Linked DNA regions of Homo sapiens: region 2 is linked to region 1. The links are chromatin loops, found by intact Hi-C in ENCODE. Cell type or tissue: endothelial cell of umbilical vein. All regions are shown on one strand. Links, peaks and the distances in the headings refer to the core of each region. The heading gives the core; the rest is flanking DNA. Region 1 holds the start of MEAF6 (MYST/Esa1 associated factor 6). Region 2 overlaps GNL2 (G protein nucleolar 2).

What was found. Peaks named below come from ENCODE experiments on the same cell type or tissue, not always from the same donor. Only the 100,000 strongest peaks of a DNase experiment are listed, where the experiment ranks them.
Region 2: it touches region 1 in a loop (6-fold over the local background); 2 of 110 quality-filtered maps call a loop at or near these places.

The regions. Positions count from the first base shown.
Region 1 is chr1:37,510,349-37,520,255 of GRCh38, forward strand. MEAF6 (MYST/Esa1 associated factor 6) reads right to left here and starts at 4,418. Exons shown (of 7, transcript NM_001270875.3): 1 at 4,309-4,418; 2 at 3,075-3,190. The coding sequence starts at 4,398. RefSeq lists a silencer at 4,003-4,602 and an enhancer at 8,114-8,613. In endothelial cell of umbilical vein, for the core only: a CTCF peak has its summit at 4,459 (motif pointing right); a DNase peak (open chromatin) is centred at 4,423; H3K4me3 peaks cover 1,639 bases; H3K27ac peaks cover 1,034 bases.
Region 2 is chr1:37,570,691-37,580,597 of GRCh38, forward strand. GNL2 (G protein nucleolar 2) reads right to left here. Exons shown (of 16, transcript NM_013285.3): 9 at 5,738-5,866; 10 at 4,905-5,009; 11 at 3,975-4,133; 12 at 3,653-3,766. Among named protein-coding and RNA genes, the nearest start is that of DNALI1, 19 kb to the left of the region's middle. RefSeq lists an enhancer at 5,440-6,639. In endothelial cell of umbilical vein, for the core only: no CTCF peak of the experiment used is centred there; DNase peaks (open chromatin) are centred at 4,581, 5,161 and 6,031; H3K27ac peaks cover 3,427 bases.

The sequences.
Region 1 (9,907 bases), core at 1,366-9,365:
GGGATTACAGGCATGAGCCACTGCACCTAGCCATTTTTTTTTTTTTTTTTTTTTTGAGAGTCTCACTCTGTCTCCCAGACTGGAGTGCAGTGGTGCGATCCAGGGTCACTGCAATCTCCACCTTCTGCGTTCAAGTGATTATCCTGCCTCAGCCTCTGAAGTAGCTGGGACTACAGGCGCACCCCACCATGCCCGGCTAATTTTTGTATTTTTAGTAGAGACAGGGTTTCACCATATTGGCCAGGCTGGTCTCAAACTCCAGACCTCAAGTGATACACTCACCTTGGCCTTCCAAAGTGCTGGGATTACAGGTGTGAGCCACTGTGCCTGGCCACACTTTCATTTTAATACGTATCTATTTTACCTTATTTACTTATTTATATATTTTTTTGAGACGGAGTTTCACTCTTGTTGCCCAGGCTGGACTGCAATGGCGCGAGCTCGGCTCACTGCAACCTCTGCCTCCCGAGTTCAAGCGATTCTCCTGCCTCAGCCTCCCAAGTAGCTGGGATTACAGGCATGTGCCACCACGTCCGGCTAATTTTGTACTTTTAGTAGAGACAGTTTCTCCATGTTGGTCAGGCTAGTCTTGAACTCCCAACCTCAGGTGATCCACTCGCCTCGGCCTCCCAAAGTGCTGAGATTACAGGCGTGAGCCACTATGCCCGGCCAATATATATTTATTTTAATGCTTATTATTTAAAAAGTGGAGAACAGATTAGTGATATGAAGTGTCTCTTAAATAAACTTAATTCTCAAATTTAAAGAAAGAACCAGGGTTCCTTAGAGGAATGGCTGATACCAGGTCTGGGACAAAAAATGCAAAAGGTAAGTATGGGACATCTCTTAGGCCAGAAAGCAATGGAGTACTCCAAAAGTAATAGGGTCATGTTGAAACGACAAACAAGCCAGCTTGAGGAGGCTCCCTCTGACCACAGCTGGGACAAATGTGGGAGAATGAAAGAAACAGAAGTCAAAAAAGGAAGACTCTTTTTCAGAATGCCAGTAATAAATATAAAGGGAATAATACAATTAGAGAATCACTATTTTACAACTTCCAGTGTACTAACGGATTCAGATAAGAATCAACGGTGTATACTAAACAACTGAATACAAATTTAGAGGGAGCAGTATATTCATAATGTCTCAAAGCATAACATCCAAAATTACTTGTTAATCACAATGGGAAAAAATGAACTTTTATAGCAGATAAATCATATGATCAAACTTAGCAGCAACAAATAATAGGACAATGTGACATTATGTGCCTCCTGATAAACTAGAGATAGATAACAAAGGATACACCAATTGCCTATGTAAGATTTTTGCAAAAATGTTTAAAGGATCTTTCAGGACCCTTTTAATCAGTCATGAGTTTTGCCCTCAGAAAATCTCAGGAAACTGCAACATTCTACAAGGCAATGTCATGAATACCACCACAACCACCACCAAAAGGGTGACTCTCCTCAATCTTAAGACATAATAGCCAAATGCATGCATGAATGCTTACTGAATCCTGGATCAAAACAAATTAGCAAAGAATTTTTGGGGACAATTGAGGAAATTTTAATAAAGACTATGTATTAGATACTATTAATGCAGTATTGATTTTCTAGGTATAATAACTGGTTAGGTAGAAGAAATGGCCCTATACTCAGGAGGTAATTACTGACACATTTAGGTGCAAAGTGTCATTTACCTGCATCTAACTTTCAAACCGTTAAGTGGGAAAAAAAGGTAGGGGGACTGGGAGATATAACTACAAAGGAGTGGCATGAGGAAGATCTTTGTGGTAATGGAATAGTTCAGTAACTTCATTGTGGTTACATGAATCTACACACAAGATAAAGTGACACAGAACTATATATATACATTGTACCAATGTCAATTTTCTGGCTTTGATACTGTATTATAGCTACATAAAACACAACCATTGGGGAAAACCAGATGAAGGGTACAAGAGACCATTCTGCCAACTCCCTATGAATCTATAATTATTTCACAATTTAAAAATGTGAAATGTAAATATAGATGTGTGCTTATATTAATATATATTATAGAAAGTAAGAGAAAGCAAATGTCACAACACATTAACAATTTGTGAATATAGGTAGGAGGGTATCAAGTGTTCATATACTATTCTTCCCATTTTCCTATAATTTGAAGATTTTCTAAAAGTTTAGAAATTTTTTAAAAATAATATTACTAAGTAAGCAGTGGTACAGCTGGCACACAGGTATGGCAAAAATTGTGAGGGTCAGTTGGGCGTGGTGGCTCACCCCTTTAATTCCAACACTTTGAGAAGCTGAGGCAGGAGGACTGCTTGAAACCAGGAGTTCCAGGCCTGCCTGAGCAACAAAGTGAGATCCCACTTCTACAAAAAAAAGTTTTTAATTAGTCAGGTACAGTATGGTGTGCCTGTAGTCCCAGCTAATTGGGAGGCTGAGGTGGGAGGATCACTTCAGCCCAGGAGTCTGAGGCTGCAGTGAGCTAAGTTCGTGCTACTGCACTCCAGCCTGGACAACAGCGTGAGACCCTGTCTCTTAGAAAAAAGAAAAGTGGCCAGGCGTGGTGGCTCACACCTGTAATCCCAACACTTTGGGAGGCCAAGGCAGCAGATCACCTGAGGTCAGGAGTTCGAGACCAGCCAGGCCAACATGGAGAAACCTCGTCTCTACTAAAAATAAAAAAATTAGCCAGGCATGGTGGCACGCACCTGTAATCCCAGCTACTCAGGAGGAAAAAGAAAAAAAGAAAAGAAAAATACTGTGAGGGTAGAACTCATGACTGATTAAAATGTGTAAAAAATTTAATAGAATGCTATTGTATAAAGATACTGTATTTAAGCCTCACACAACCCTGTGCCATAGGCCCAACTTTCGCTATTTTACAGATGTGAGCCTTGTCTAAGATTATTCGGTGAGGCAGTGCCTGAGCCAGAGTCCAAGAGTTCAAGTCCAGATCACACCACTACTTTACTACTGCCTCCAGCAAAGTTGCCACTAAGAGCATACAGTCCTAAAAACAAACGTTACTAGGGCACAATAGGAACACTACAGGCTTTCGACACTCACTTTTGGTTGGTCAGATACCGATCCCAGCCACGAATAATATTGCCATACATCTGAGTGTCTTCCAGGTAGCTTCCCTCAAAAGCATAGATCTGTCGCTCCAAATTTGCCAATGTTTCCTGAGAGATGAAAAACAAGGACATGAATGATACCTTTTAAATGCAAACACTTAAGTCTGGCCAAAATGAAATCCTGATATTAGACTCGTAAACGCAAGCTTGCCCACACTAAACCACCCTGTGGAGAGATGGAAGATACGGGGAGGAGGAGCCGTTTAGGACTAAGACAGTCTAGACCTTTGGGGGTGATGGACCCCTGAATGTATAAAGCATGTCTCCAGAAAAATACACACACACGCGAAATTTTGCATATACTTTAGAGGATTCACGGAAACCATGAGTCAAGAGCCCAGGCTAACGCAGAACTTGGGCGATGTCCACTCCCACGCACAAAAGGTATCGCTACCAGGAGAGGGAAAGGTGAGCAGCCTTTCAGCGTCAACTCGCTCCCCTCCCCGCAGGCTCAAGAGAGGCCGCCGACACCGGGCTGCCAGTTGCTATGGAAACCTAGAAGGGCAGCTTCAGGTGAGAGGGGCCTCCCGGGTGCCCAAGCCGAGACGCGGGGGCAGGAAGAGCTTAGCCACCAGAGTGCATTGGGCCTTGGGTGCCTGTCACAATTCTGAATTCTCCGGAATGTGTTCTTCTCCCTCGCCTGTCACCTTCTAGATGTTCCCAAACACATCACAACCCTGTCTATCAAAAACCTCCATTCAACGGATCTACTCCCAGTACCAAAAAGAACACGCTCCCCACCAGCCTCCAAAGTCCAGACGGGGTGACTGGGTCCCCCTCCCACACTAGCCTCCTTCCCCACCCCCTCCCCGCAAAGATCACGGACTAGCCCGCCTCGCCCACCCCCGCGGCTCACTGACGCTCGCCCTTCCTAGCGCCCTCTCCCCGGGCCCCGGCACCGTCCTCCCTCCACGCCCCCTCCTGCGGCTGCCGCTTCCCCTCCCCCTCCCGCGCTCCCGGCTCTCTCCCGGCTCCGGATTCGCACAGCCGGGAAGCTGAACCGCCGGCGGGCCGCAGAATGCGCACCCGGCCTCAGGCCGCCGAGCACCCGGCCCGCCGCGCCGCGCCCCCGGAGTAACAAACGGCCTAGCGCGGCCGGGCTTGGGGCCTGGAGGCGGGGCGGGCGCGGAGCCCCATGCCGTGCAACCCCTGTCCTAGCCCCTCACCGCCAGCTCCTGCTTCCGCTTCACGAGCTCCGCCAGCTCCCGCCGGGTGTCCGGGATCTGCGGCGGCGCCGCCTTGTTGTGCATCGCCATGTTGGGCTGAGGCGGGCGGCGGCGGCGCGAGGTTGGGGGCGGTCCCTGCGCCGCCAGGGGGCGCCCCCCCGCTCTGCGCCTGCGCGCGCGGCTTCCGGAGACGCGTGCAGCGCCGTGCCGAGCTTCGCTAAGGCCGGGGCTCTCGAAGGTCCTTCTCGGAGAGCTCTAGAGATGCGGCTTCTGCTTTCTGCCGTTTCCTGCCCCTCGGCTGGCCGCCGGCTTTACAGACGCCACAAATCCACCGCGTCCAAAGCCTAGCTCGTCCTCAGGCCTCCGAGTCTCCTGTGCGCCCCGCTTCAGTCCACTTCAGTGAATGACTTTCACTATCCACCGAATTGCCTGCGTCAGAAACGCGGTTTTCCTCACTCTGCACCTGGAGTAAAACGCGATCCCAGGTCAAGCTCTATGGACTCGACTCCGGAAGAGCTCGCGAATCCATTTGCTTGTGCCTGCGCCTTCTGCCACCTCACTAGTTCATTCAGGCCCTCCCTGTTTGGGGCTACATTATTCCAGCGGCTTATTTCCACCTTTAGCCCCACTTAATCCACTATCCACAGTGGTGCCAGGATCTTCCAGAAACAAATGTTATCACTCCCCGGTTTAAAGTCTTTCAGTGGCTTCCCATTTTCCCAGTGCCCTTTGGAGAAACAAGTATGTGTAGTGGTTAAGGGCACAAAACTGGAGCGAGAACTACCTTGTTCAAAATCCTATCGCTACATCGATAAAGTGTGCTCCTTTGGGCAAATAACCAAATCTCAACTCCCTCATCTGTAAAATACAAGCAGTAATAGAATCTACCTAATACATTTGCTGTGAGGAGTAAATCACCTAATATGTGTAAGGGGTTTGGCAGGCGCCAATGACTGTGCAAGTACGAGTTCGCTTTTATCGTTAAGTCCAAGGTGTAAACGTTGTTTTCACTTGGCCCCTGTGGATTTCTCCGTCCTCAGCTCTCCATCTTTCACTGTTCTGCAGTTTCGCTATCATAAGTCTAAGTGGGATATTTTTTCTTCCTTTTGTTTTGTTTCTTGCTTGGAAGTCTTTGGATTTCTATAATATGTGGGTTGGTATCTTCCACCAGTTTTGGGAAATCGCAGTCATTTTTCTTCAGATGCCTGTCTCATTTCTCTCTCCTTCTGGAACTCGAACATAAGAAGCTTTTTAACCTACCGTCTATATTTTCCATCTTTTTGTCCCTCTGTGCTGCATTCTGAATAACTGGTTTCGTGTGCGGATCTTGTAACCTGCCATCTTGCTGAACTCCCTTACTAATTTTAGGGGGGGTTGTATAGATTCCTTGGAATTTTTACATAGATAATAATTTCATCTGCAAATAAATAGGGAGTTTTTTTTTTTCTAAGCTGAGTGCTTTTTCTTTTTCTTCCTTATTGTGCAGATTTCCAGTAGTCTGTTAAATAAAAGTGATAACATTAGACATCCTTGCCTTGTTCCCTGTTTTAAGGGGAATGCAGGCCGGGCGCGGTGGCTCACGCCTGTAATCCCAGCACTTTGGGAGGCCGAGGCGGGTGAATCACAAGGTCGGGAGATCAAGACCATCCTGGCTAACACAGTGAAACCTCGTCTTTATTAAAAAATACAAAAAAAATTAGCCGGGCGTGGTGGTGGGCGCCTGTAGTCGCAGCTACTCGGAAGGCTGAGGCAGGAGAATGGCGTGAACCCGGGAGGCGGAGCTTGCAGTGAGCCAAGATCCCGCCACTGCACTCCAGCCTGGGCAAGAGCGAGACTCCGTCTCAAAAAAAAAAAGGGGGGGTGGCGAATGCATTCAGTCTCTCACCATTAAGTATGACATTAGTTGTGGGAGTTTTGTAGATGCTGTTTTTCAAGGTGAGGAAGTACCTCTATATTCCTAGTGTAAACCAAAAAACAAACAAGTAAAAAAACTTTTAAGCCACTGGGTGCGGTGGCTAAATCCCACCACTTTGGGAGGCCGAGGCGGGCGGATCACGAGGTCAGGAGTTCAAGACCAGCCTGACCAACATGGTGAAACCCCATCTCTACTAAAAATACAAAAAATTAGCCAGGTGTGGTGGTGTGCGCCTATAATCCCGTCTACTCAGGAGGCTGAGGCAGGAGAATCGCTTGAACCGGGGAGGCAGAGGATACAGTGAGCCGAGATCGCCACTGCACTCCAGCCTGGGTGAGAGAGTGAGACTCTGTCTCAAAAACAAAACAAAACAAAACAAAAAGCTGGCTGGGCGAGGTGGCTCACGCCTATAATCCCAGCATTTTGGGAGGCCAAGACAGGTGGATCACCTGAGGTCAGGAGTTGGAGACCAGCCTGACTAACATGGTGAAACCCCGTCTCTACTAACAATATAAAAAATTAGCCGGGCGTGGTGACAGGCACCTGTAATCCCTGTACTCAGGAGGCTGAGGCATGAAAATAGCTTGAACCCGGGAAGTGGAGGTTGCAGTGAGCCGAGATTGCGCCATTGCACTCCAGCCTGGGCAACAAGAGTGAAACTCCATCTTAAAAAAAAAAAAGTTGGTGTGCTCCATCAATTCCCGGAGGCCCGACAAAGGTAGCCTGGGAATTCCAGATAAATGGAACAAATGATGACCTGCTAGAAACGCATGGGAAACAAAATAACTATTCACAGAACCACATAAAAGCCTTCCAATAGAAACTAAAAAAAAAAAAAATCATGGTTTTATATATATGAATACACACTTGATCTTAGCCAAAAGGCCAAGAAGCGATATATATATGCATACACAAGCAAGGCCCAGAGGAGAATAAACAGCAAACGAATGAAAATTAGAAACAAAAACAAATAAACAGGAAACCAACTCTAAATTTTTCCTACTCAATCTACCCTGGAGGCTACAGTGTTACCCAGAGCCCCCAAAACTCCACATAATATTTTATTCCTAATACACAATTCAATATCCTTAAGTCCACCAATATCACCATACATCCTGCAAAATCAAGAAATTCACTCTAGGCACATGACCAATAAGTACTCCAGTGCCAGCACTATCCATGCAAAACAGTAAACATAGTGTGAAGCAATACAAGCATGGATGTGAAATTTGGCTCCACACTAAATCCAGCTTTGTGCTTAACTATATTAAAAAAGAATTGCCAAACTGCCTATTCATTTCTTTACAATATTTATTTTTCTTTTTTTTTTTTTTTGAGACAGAATTTCTCTCTTGTCACGGAGTACAATGGCACAATCTCAGCTCACTGCAACCAGTACCCACCATTCAAAGTTCCCAACTTTTCTTTGTGTTCCTGTCTTCTGAGCCCTTCAAACTCTTCCAAACTCTCTCTGTTACCCAGTTCCAAAGCCGCTTCTGAGAGGTGACAGCGTGCTGGCAGTCCTCAGAGCCCTCGCTTGCTCTCGGCACCTCCCCCGCCTGGGCTCCCACTTTGGTGGCATTTGAGGAGCCCTTCAGCCCCCCACTGCACTGTGGGAGCCCCTTTCTGGGCTGGCCAAGGCCGGAGCCCACTCCCTCAGCTTGCAGGGAGGTGTGGAGGAAGAGGCACGAGCGGGAACCCGGGCTGCGTGCGGCGCTTGCGGGCCAGCTGGAGTTCCGGGTGGGCGTGGGCTTGGTGGGCCCCGCACTCGGCGCAGCCAGCCAGCCCTGCTGGCCCCGGGCAATGGGGGACTTAGCACCCGGGCCAGTGGCTGCAGAGGGTGTACTGAGTCCCCCAGCAGTGCTGGCCCACCGGCGCCGCGCTCGATTTCTCGCCGGGCCTTAGCTGCCTTCCCACGGGGCAGGGCTCGGGACCTGCAGCCCGCCATGCCTGAGCTTCCCACCCACTCCATAGGCTCCTGTGCGGCCCGAGCCTCCCTGACGAGCACCACCCCCTACTCCACGGTGCCCAGTCCCATCGACCACCCAAGGGCTGAGGAATGCGAGCGCATGGCGCAGGACTGGCAGGCAGCTCCACCTGCAGCCCCGGTGCGGGATCCACTAGGTGAAGCCAGCTGGGCTCCTGAGTCTGGTGGGGACGTGGAGAGTCTTTATATCTAGCTCAGGGATTGTAAATACACCAATCAGCACCCTGTGTTGAGCTCAAGGTTTGTGAGTGCACCAATCGACACTCTGTATCTAGCTGCTCTGGTGGGGCCTTGGAGAACCTGTGTGTCCAAACTCTGTATCTAACTAATCTGATGGGGACGTGGAGAACCTTTCTATCTAGCTCAGGGATTGTAAACGCACCAATCAGCGCCCTGACAAAACAGGCCACTGGGCTCTACCAATCAGCAGGATGTGGGTGGGGCCAGATAAGAGAATAAAAGCAGCCTGCCAGAAGGCGCATTGGCAACCTGCTGGGGTCTCCTTCCGCATTGTGGCTGCTTTGTTCTTTCGCTCTTTGCAGTAAATCTTGCTACTGCTCAGTCTTTGGGTCCACGCTGCTTTTATGAGCTGTAACACTCACCGCGAAGATCTGCAGTTTCACTCCTGAACCCAGCAAGACCACGAGCCCACCGGGAGAAACAAACAACTCCAGACGTGCTACCTTAAGAGCTGTAACACTCACCGTGAAGGTCTGCAGCTTCACTCCTGGAGCCAGTGAGCCCACGAGCCCACCGGGAGGAACGAAAGACTCCAGACGCGCTGCCTTAAGGGCTGTAACACTAACCGTGAAGGTCTGTAGCTTCACTCCTCAGCCAGCGAGACCACGAACCCACCAGAAGGAAGAAACTCCAAACACATCTGAACATCAGAAGGGGCAGACTCCAGACGCGCCACCTTAAGAGCTGTAACACTCACCGCGAGGGTCCGTGGCTTCATTCTTGAAGTCAGTGAGAGCAAGAACCCACCAATTCCGGACACACTTCCACATCTTCAGGTATCTTTATAGCAATCCCCCACTCCTCCATCCCAACTTCCTGTATTAGTTTGTTCTGCATTGCTATAAAGGAATACCTGAGACTGTTATAAAGAGATGTATTTGGCTCATAGTTGTGCAGGCTTCTAGGTGAGGGCCTCAGGAAGTTTACAACCATGGCCAATGGTGAAGGGGAGCCAGTGTGTCACATGGCAAGAGAGAGAAGAGAAAGTTCCAGGCTCTTTTTAACAACCAGCTCTTGCAGGAACTCATTACTGTGGGGAAAGCACCAAGCCCCTCATGAGGAATCCACCCCCATAACCTAAATCCCTCCCACCAGGCCCCACCTCCAACACTGGGGATCACTTTCAACATGAGATTTGGAGACAAAACATCCAAGCCATAACAAGGTAGTTTATAGTTTTCAAAGAATTGGTCCATTCATCTAAGTTAAATTAATGTGCATAGGCTGGGCACGGTGGTCCACACCTGTAATCCCAGTACTTTGGGAGGCTGAGGTGAGTGGATTACCTGAGATCAGGAGTTTGAGATCAGACCCGTCACCAGGGTGAAACCCTCTCTCTACTAAAAATACGAAAATTAGTAGGGCAGGGTCGTGGGCACCTGTAATCCCAGCTACTTGGGAGGCTGAGGCAGGAGAATCGCTTGAACCCAGGAGGTAAAGGTTGCAGTGAGCTGAGA
Region 2 (9,907 bases), core at 829-8,828, 60 kb after region 1:
TGTTCATTATAATTACCCAATCTGTAGTATTCTGTTGCATCATCACAAAACAGACTAAGATAGGAGGCATCCTGAAGCAAGAGTATAAGGTAAGGAGGGGGAATTCTGTGATTGAAGAGAGTTCATTAGAGAACTAAGTCTGGGGACCCTGAAATGACTGGCCTGTTTTAGGTAACCGCAAAGATAAGTATGTGCCAAGCTTTCTACTGGTGTTTCACATGTATAATATCATTTTATCCTTGCAACAAAAACTCAGAGAACTTAAAAGTGATGTTCTAAAGTCAAGAGTGGCCGGGCAAATCACTAAATAAGTACAGAACTATAAAATTCAGGAAACCACACACAAAATTTATACATACATTTTTCTAGGAAGGGCAATTTTTGGCTTTCAGTTTCTGAAGGGGTTTCTGCTCTTAACCAAAAAAGAAAAACAGAATCACAGAGTAAGGCATATGAGAGTGAAACTGCCTCCAAAGGGTTGACAAGAAGTATCTGCCAAGTTCTGGACAGAAATACAATTATAATTAAGCACTAATTAGGGGGCACTTTGGCCCATATCCTTGTTGCTAAAAGTTCCTGAACACTAGGTACTGACCATTTGCATCCCCACTGTCCCTATAGATAGGATTTCTGACATTTGGGTCATAAGACTATGTAAGAATTGATATGCACCCCCATTGTTCCTATAGGCAAGATCTCTGACATTAGAATCATAAGGTTTTTGTTTAAGGATTGCTTAAAATGTCTTTTCAGATCCCTAATTCCAGCAACCAGTTTGAAGATCCCCAGAGAAACGGGATCTGCATGAGAACACAGCTTCTTCATCTCCCTGTCCGTGACTTCACCCTGCACTCTTCACCCAACCAATGACCCTCACTCCAGCCCACTCCAAAACCCTTAAAACCCTAACCCCAAACTCCTCGTGGAAATGATTTCAGGATTCCTCCCATCTCCTCCTTTGGTGACCCTACGGTTAAACTTCTTTCTCTGCTGCAACCTGGTGGTGTCTCAGCATATTGACTTGCTGTGTGCATTGGGCAACAAATCTATTATGGTTACAATAGTTCTTAAGAATTATCTGAACTACTTATCTACACTTACTGACTACATACGGAGGAAGGGCTGAAGACAATGCCAGTGTTTCCACACAGGGTCCCAAGACAGCAGTGATACGGACATCCAGAATGACCCTAGAATCCAGCTGCTAACTCAAAACCTCCAATGGCTTCCCACCATGACACCCTCTCCTGGCCCACGACATTCCAGCCACAGTGACCTCCTTTCAGCATCAGGACACACAGAGCATACTCCTGCCCCAGCTGCTCTGGATGTGCTGTTCCCCTTGCCTGGAACATTCTCCCTAGATACTAGCATGGCTCCTGTCTCATATTAAGGGCTCTGCTGAAGTGCCACTGCCTCAGAGGCCTTCCCCGACCACCCCAAAGTACTCCTCATCTCCCCCAAACCCCTTAGCCTGGTTTAGTTTTCCTCACAGCACGCAAGACTTCCTGACATTATATGTTTATCTGCCTACTGTCTCCCTGTGATATAAATGTCACACTTCCTGGCACAGAGCTCCTAAGACCCTTGGAATTTCCCAAGCGATGGGTATCTTTTTTATTGATTACAAGCCCCTTTCCACCACACCTGAGTTTATGCTAATGTGGTGACTCATGGTAGACCCCTAGATAGCTTCAGGATGGGGGATGCGCTGGTCACCAGAAAGACAAAGCACTTGACCACATGGTTGGTGCTTTCAGCCACTCAGAGGAGAGAAGGGAGACCAGAAATTGAGTCTATCACCAACTGCCACAGATTTCATCAGTCATGTCTATGTAATGAAACCTCCATAAAAACCCCTACATGATGGGGTTTGGAAAGCTCTGGGTTGCTGAACACATCAATGTGTGGAGAGGGCATGGAAGCTCTGTGCCTCTCCCCCATACCTTACCCTGTGCACCTCTTCCACTGGCTGTGACTGAGTTTCATCCTTTATCATAAACCGTTAATTGTAAACACAGCACTTTCCTGGGTTCTGGGAGTCCTTCTGGCAAATTATCAAACCCCAGAACCCCTGAATTTGTAGTTAGCCGGGCGTAAGTGTGGATAGCCTGAAGCTGCCATCTGAAGCAGGGGACCTAGTCCTTAACTTGTGGGGTCTGTGCTAACTCCGGGAGTTAGTGTCACAACTGAATTAAATTGTTGGGACACTCAGCTGGTATCTGAGAACTGCAGAACTGATATGGAAAAAAATTATGTATTTGGTGTCAGAAGAAACCACACACTCCCCTGCTGGAATATATGTGCAGGAGAGCAGCAGCTTGTCAGTTTCTCACCACAGCACCACCAGTACCCAGAAGAGTCTGTGGCCAACAGGAGACACTCAATATGGGATTGCTGGGTGAATGTATCAGTGAATTAATGAATGAAAGATGCAATACACATGAAGAGGGAGAGAAATTTTTGTTTGGTTGTTTGATGGTTTGGGCAGGGAGAAGGGAGAATGTCAATTAACATCAGTTTCAGGCTAACTTTCAAATGCTGCAGAATACATTCAACTGAAAATACCTAGCTGCAACTGCAACTTGGAATGGGGTCAGGTGAGAGGAAACCAGCACTGTATGGACCCAACGACACTAGCAAGCATAGATGCACAATTTGAAGCCACCATTTCAAGAGACTTGGCTGGGTTCTGAAAAAGGTCCTAGAACCAGAAAGGCAAAACGTTAACGTTGAGCCTTGTGGCGGCCCACTGCCAGGGTGAGGGAAATGGGGATAGTAGGAGAGCTTCTGGCCCCAGCCTTCAGTCTTCTTTCTCCGACTATCAGTAGTACCACTCTCCTTTCCCACTGGATCACAGGTTTTTTGAGGGCCAGGGCTGTTTTTCGTTCCTATATTCCCTGTGCCTGGCACATAGTCGATGCTAATAAATGTTTGTTAAACAAATGTTATCTTAGCAATGATTCTGTTTCGTAAGCATAAGAAAAGATACAGGTACCAGAAGATCACTTACATTTAATGAGCCCTCTTTTTCCAAGGCCCTAAAGGCTAGTATCTAAGTTTGGTCTTCTCTCATATGTCTACTTATTAGTCTCCAAATGCACCCCCTAGCAAGGCCATGGCACTGGCACTCTAGAATGAGAGAGGGTGGAGTGATCGCCATGGGCCAGCAGTGGCTCCCAACAGTGCTTCACCCTCAAAAAAATTTTTTTTTATTTTTTTGAGATGGAGTCTCCCTCTATTGCCCAGGCTAGAGTGCAGTGGCACGATCTCGGCTCACTGCAACTTGTCTCCTGGGTTCAAGCAATTCTCTTGCCTCAGCCTCCCGAGTAGCTGGGACTACAGGAGCGTGCCATCATGCTAGGTTAATTTTTGTATTTTTAGTAGAGACAGGGTTTCACCATATTGGTCAGGCTGGTCTTGAACTCCTGACCTTGTGATCCACCTACCTCGGCCTCCCAAAGTGCTGGGATTACAGGCGTGAGCCACCCATGCCCGGCCCCAAAAATATTTTTATATATTTAAAAAAATAATAAAATGAGAGACACCGCAGCTGAATGAATACACGCTCTATGAAGAGAGACAATCACAAGCTACACCAAATCTAGGTCAGGACCCATGCTCCCCAGAGGTGGGCCCACCCTGCTCTTACCTGGGGGGCCACAAGTGGCTCTGCATTGGGTGGCTTGACAAAGAAAGGAATCCGGCCCCTCTGCCAGTCATTGAGGACCATCTTACCCACAGTCTGCAAGTCGGGCTCTCCACCCTGAAAGGTCACAAAGAGATTCCCAATTAAATTCAAAGGACCAAAACCACCTACCACTTTGGGGGTATTTCAGTTGTCCCAGGGGTTCATCATCACTTAAGTGACAAGTTTCACACTGCTCATACATGCATACCAAAAAAAGGCCCATATCATATACATACATGCTTGTGACAAGTATCAGTCTAAATTCTCACAAACGCCGGGTCACCTTTAGTAACTTCCCAGTCCGGAAAGCGAGCTTCTCAAGAAAGTCCTCAGCATTCTCCCAAGAATCAATCTTGTATGTTTTGCTGATATATTCTGGCTTTGCTCGTTCAAGTACAGCACCAATGTGGTCTTCAGGACTCTTAATTTTTTCTACTTGAACCTAAATGTTAATAGGAAATCTCTCACTTACAAACTTTGTTGTGGAAGCAGTGAAGTTCCCAGTGTCCTTTGCAGCACTATTTGAAAATAGACTTCAACATCACAAAGCTCGTGGAGATTGGCAGGAGCCTGTCTCTGACGGGGCTAGACATGGTCAGCTGCAAGGAGCACTGCTGAAAGCTGACCATAGCCACGGAGCCCAGAACTCAGCTTTAATCCCCACTCACCACAAACTAACTGTGTGGCTGCCACAGTTTAAACTTGGAATGCTTCATGTTACTCACTTGCAGAAATGGTTAAAAGCCTGCCCATCCCAGGACACAAAAATAATGGAATAGTTTAAGAAAGGAGAGGAGGAATGTGTACAGGATGTATAGCCAGAAGCATGGTCAAGGTTAAGTGGAACCATTTACAGTTTTTCAGTCGTATTCAGAAACAAGTGAGGAAATGACTGGGTTCCAAAATGACTCAACCCATAAACCCACGAAGACGAATTATCGCTAAGCATAAACAGGCCCTGCTTCCCTTTGGATCCTGTGTGTAAACTACAAACTCTTTTGTGGGATGATATTGACCAGATATGCCCATGGTTCCACTAATTCCTCAAACAGCTTATGCTGAGAGGCTGCTGTTCAGCATCATGTTCCTAAAGTTTGGTCAGACAGGCTGACCCCAAACTGCCTTCTTAATAAGTAAAAAGGAAAGGTATCCAGGGTTCCCTATAGAACACTCCCCCGCAAACACAAACAGCCTATCAGGGCCAAATACTCACAACTCCTTTTAGCACAATGTCTGTCTCGGAGTCCTCAGAGGGGTAAACCACACCTGGACAGTCAATCAGGAATATCCGACGCATCAAAGTAATATACTGCCAGACCTGAAGTCAGAAAAAAGTCAGAGATGTCCTGTATCAAACACTAAGAGTCTAATTTCACAAACCCCTGATGCTCATGTATGAAGCTGGAAAGGAGGAAGGGGTGAGTCAAAGAAAAGCAACGCGCTAAGTAATTAAGCTACTAACTCTCTCATCTGTGCCGTGCACAAGATACTTCCACTAAGTGTAAACTATAGTTTCCATCAGCTAAGAGTCTAAAAACAACACAGAGACAGGATTTCCATCTCGTATTGTGCAATTATACCCGGTGAACCTTTCCTGAGTTTTAGAAGTACTCTTGAGAGCTTAGTACTGCTTGACCTCATTGCCTTTAAGCAAAACCATGCTGTTCCCCACTATGTGTTCTAGGATATGACCCCCAACTTTCAGAACCTACCTTAAGTTTGAGGCTTCTTAACCCAGGCATCAAATATTCTTGGGTTAGTTTTGTTTATCAAAATAAAAGGCTGGAGTGATAATTTAAAACAGATCTAAATATGAATCACATTAACTAACACAGGCCAAAGCCACACGGGGGCATATAAAATACTCTCAGTCTTATCAAAGTGGGCAGAAACAACTCTGATACGTTCCAAACTATTATATGGTGAGCTAAACTCCTAGTGGTGGTCTGCATTCAAGAGAAGCAGAGAGAAATCAACAAGTCCTAAACAATCACTCTCTATGAAAAGAAAATATGCAAAAGTAAGGTCACCCTGCGCCCAACGTACCTTTGTTTCACCTGCAATGGGAGCCACGTTGCAAACTTTCTTAGAACGCAATGTATTTATCACAGAGCTCTTGCCAACATTTGGATAGCCAATGAACCCAACACTGATCTGTTTCTTGTCAGTGTGCAACTGTTCAAAGAGAGAATACACAGCACATACATGCAGTCATATATATCCCTTTGGACAAGTAGGTTGTATTACTTTGTTAATATCAAGAATACAGTGCAAAACTGTTGATACAACTTGATCTGAAGCCTAGATACACACCACCTACATAATCTGAGTAAGCTGGATACATATGCTTATTAATAAATCAGAGGTGAGTCATTTCCTCAGTCATGCAAGTGAAATTATCCTTGTATGTGTTAAGGTTAAAAGTATGTAGGTCAAGAAATAAAAGAAGGCTCGGCACAGTGGCTCACGCCTGTAATCCCAGCACTTTGGGAGGCCAAGGAGAGCGGATCACCTGAGGTCAGGGGTTCGAGACCAGCCTGGCCAACATGATGAAACCCTGTCTCTACTAAAAATACAAAAATTAGCCAGGCATGGTGGCGCAAGCCTGTAATCCCAGCTACTTGGGAGGCTGAGGCAGGAGAATCGCTTGAACCTGGGAGGCCGAAGTTGCAGGGAACCAAGATCATGCACTGCACTATAGCCTGGGTGACAGAGACTCCAGTCTCAAAAAAAAAAAAAAGAAACAAAAGAAGAAAAACAGCTTGTTAGTCACTGATTTAGAACAATGCCATCTATTGATAAAACATCTTCGGGAAAAAGAATATGAACAGGTTCATCAACTGGACAATCCCACAACTCACCCCCCCTTTTCTTTGCATAATACATCTGCATTTCCACTGCCAAAAATAAATAACAAAAGAAAAAAAGCAACCTTGAAAGTTACGACTACAGGGTGAAAGTCTCAAAAAGGCAGAGCTTGCTATCAAGAAGAGGGCCTACAAACGAATGGAGGCTTCCGATTAAAGATGGTGGACTGAACATACATGCTAACCCCGTTCCCTCACCAACTCCACTAGAATGACAGCAGTGGACATTAACACTTTTAAACCAATAGAACCAAACATACTGAACCAGAGAATGAGATGGAGATGAGACAACAAAAACTAAAGTGATGTTAAACAAAATACTAGATGCTTAAAAGTAGTATCAAACTTGGCCCATTACAAAATATAAAAGCTAAGTGGTTGTAAAGATAGAAAAACTAAAGATCCAGCAATAATAATGACAATGAATCACAGAGATTCATTGGGAATCACTGGGAATTGGTGGTAGATCCCTCTTAAGATAGGGCTGAAAACAAGGACCAGCAGATAGTCTGCCAAAGCAGCCACACTTCTCCATCCCCTCCCTCATTCAGGGTGGGCACACAACTTCTCTACTCTCAAAGAAATCCAGGGCCTATGAAAGTGGCTTTTGGATTTTTTGAAATGTCACATGTTTGAAAGTATCTGTAATCTTCAGACTTGAAAGGGATCCTGGATTTAGAGATAATAACAGTATTCCCAGAATGATTAATTGAAAATCTAAGTATTCAATAGTGAGATGCCCAGTCTACTATTCCCACTGAGTTCCCAGAACTCTAGCAGCCAGGATTCTATACCCCTAGAGCTAGAGATTGAAAGATTCTCTTCTGGGGAAACTCACAAGCCCAAGAAAAAAGACCTACAGACACTGGTATCTACAGGATGTCCTCCCAACAAAAAATTTGGGTCCCAGTCAGGCACAGTGGCTCATGCCTGTAATCCCAGAACTCTGGGAGGCTGAGGTGGGCAGATCACTTGAGGTCAGGAGTTTGAGACCAGCTTGGCCAACATGGTGAAACCCCAACTCTACTCAAAATACAAAAATTAACCAGGTCTGGTGGTGCTTGCCTGTACTCCCAGCTACTTGGGAGGCTGAAGCAGGAGAATTGCTTGAACCCAGGAGGCGGAGATTGCAGTGAGCCTAAATCAGGCCACTCCACTCCAACCTGGGCAATAGAGCAAGACTCTGTCTCAAAAAAAAAAAAAAAATTAAATTAAATTAGAGTCCCTATTTAATCACCTTACAATGAAGTCTATCAGTCAACAAGGCCACTCCATGGAGAAAAAAAAGAACCTATCAGCTTTTTAATGCCTTACTCTTTTTTTTTTTGAAACAGGGTCTTCCCTTGTCAACCAGGCTGAAGTACAGCGACACAATCACAGCTCTCTGCGGCCTCTGTCTCCTGGGCTCAAGCAATCCTCCTGCCTCAGCCTCCTGGGTAGCTGGAACCATAAGTGTGCACCACTATGCCTTGCTAATTTTTTTCTATCTTTTGTAGAGATGGAGTTTTGCCATATTGCCCAGGCTCGTCTAGAACTCCTGAGCTCAAGCGATCTGCCTGCCTCATCCTCCCAAAGTGGTGGGATTATAGGCATGAGCCACTCTACCTGGCCTAATGCCTTACTCTTAAATATAAATAGAGAACCAAGAATAAACATTTAAGTTGACTCTACTTGCGGGTCGAGGCTGCAGTGAGCCATGATCGCACCACTGCACTTCAGCCTGGGTTAAGACAGAACAAGACCCTGTCTCAAAAAAATTTTTAAAGTAAAAGAAAAAATTTTTAAGCGTGACTGTAGCAGAAAACACAAAAAAACCCACAAAAATTTGGAGGTAACAGAATCAATGCAGACAGGAAAATTTCAAAACGTCATTAATGATACTGTGACTGTGAAATAAGATGTAAAAGGAGGCAGAGCAAATCAGAATTCAACAAGAGCTCTCAGAAATTAAAAATTAAAAGCAATTGGCAAAATAAATTTTGTGACTGGGCAGCTGGATGATCAAAACAAGGAAAGTGGCCGGGAGCAGTGGCTCACGTCTGTAATCCCAGCACTCTGGGAGGCCGAGGGGGGCGGATCACCTGAGGTCGGAAGTTTGAGACCAGCCTGACCAACACGGAGAAGCCCCGTCTCTACTAAAGATACAAAATTAGCCAAGTGTGGTGGCACATGCCTGTAATCCCAGCTACTCGGGAGGCTGAGGCAGGAGAATTGCTTGAACCTGGGAGGAGGAGGTTGCAGTGAGCCGAGATCGCGCCATTGCACTCTAGCCTGGGCAACAAGAGCAAAACTCTGTCTCACAAAAAAAAAAAAGTACCCAGAAAATAGAGGAAAATGTCATATATGTACCAAAAGAAAAAATATATAGGCCAGGTGCAGTGGCTCATGCCTGTAATCCCAACACTTTGGGAGGCTGAGGCGGGCGGATCACGAGGTCAAGAGATCAAGACCATCCTGGCTAACATGGTGAAAACCCGTCTCTACTAAAAATACAAAAATTAGCTGCGCGTTGTGGCGTGTGCCTGCAGTCCCAGCTACTCGGGAGGCTGAGGCAGGAGAATCGCTTAAACCCGGGAGGCGGAGGCTGCAGTGAGCCGAGATCACACCACTGCACTCCAGCCTGGTGACAAGAGTGAGACTCTGCCTCAAAAAAAAAAAAAAAAAAAAAGAAAGCAAATATAAATCAAGAATTAAACCAGGAGGTAAAAGCAAATTTCTGAACAAGAATACAGACAACTGAGGGAGGAAAGAAAATTTCAAAGAAATAATGTAAGACAATATCAGACTAAAGTCTCATCAAACGCCAAGCTCACTGAGCAATAAAAGGCCCACTTCAAGACACACCACTGTGAAATTTTAGAACAAGAGAAATTTTAAATTTTAGAATAAGAAAAGATTGGCTGGGCGTGGTGGCACACACCTGTAATCCCAGCACTTCAGGAGGCCAAAACGAGGCAGGAGGATCGCTTGGGCCTAGGAGTTTGAGGTTACAGTGAGCTGTGGTTGTGCCACCACACTCCAGCCTGGGTGACAAAGCAAGACCCTGTCTCAAAACAAGAAATCACAGCCACACAAAGTATGAGGGGTCAGAATGGCCTCAGATTCCTCAGAATTCAGAAGACAGTGCAGTGGTAACCTCAGTATTCTGAGGAAAAACAGCATAAAGGGTAGAATAAAGATCTTAATAAAGATATTTTCAGAACGCAAGGCGTATCTCAAAAAAATGTTCTTTCCAAGTATTCCTTCTCAGGAAACTTTTGGAAAATATGTCCCATGGAAAGAAAGGAGTAAACCAGAAAAGAAGAAAAGAGGTCCTATAAATAAGAGGTCCCATACAGGAAAACAGCCA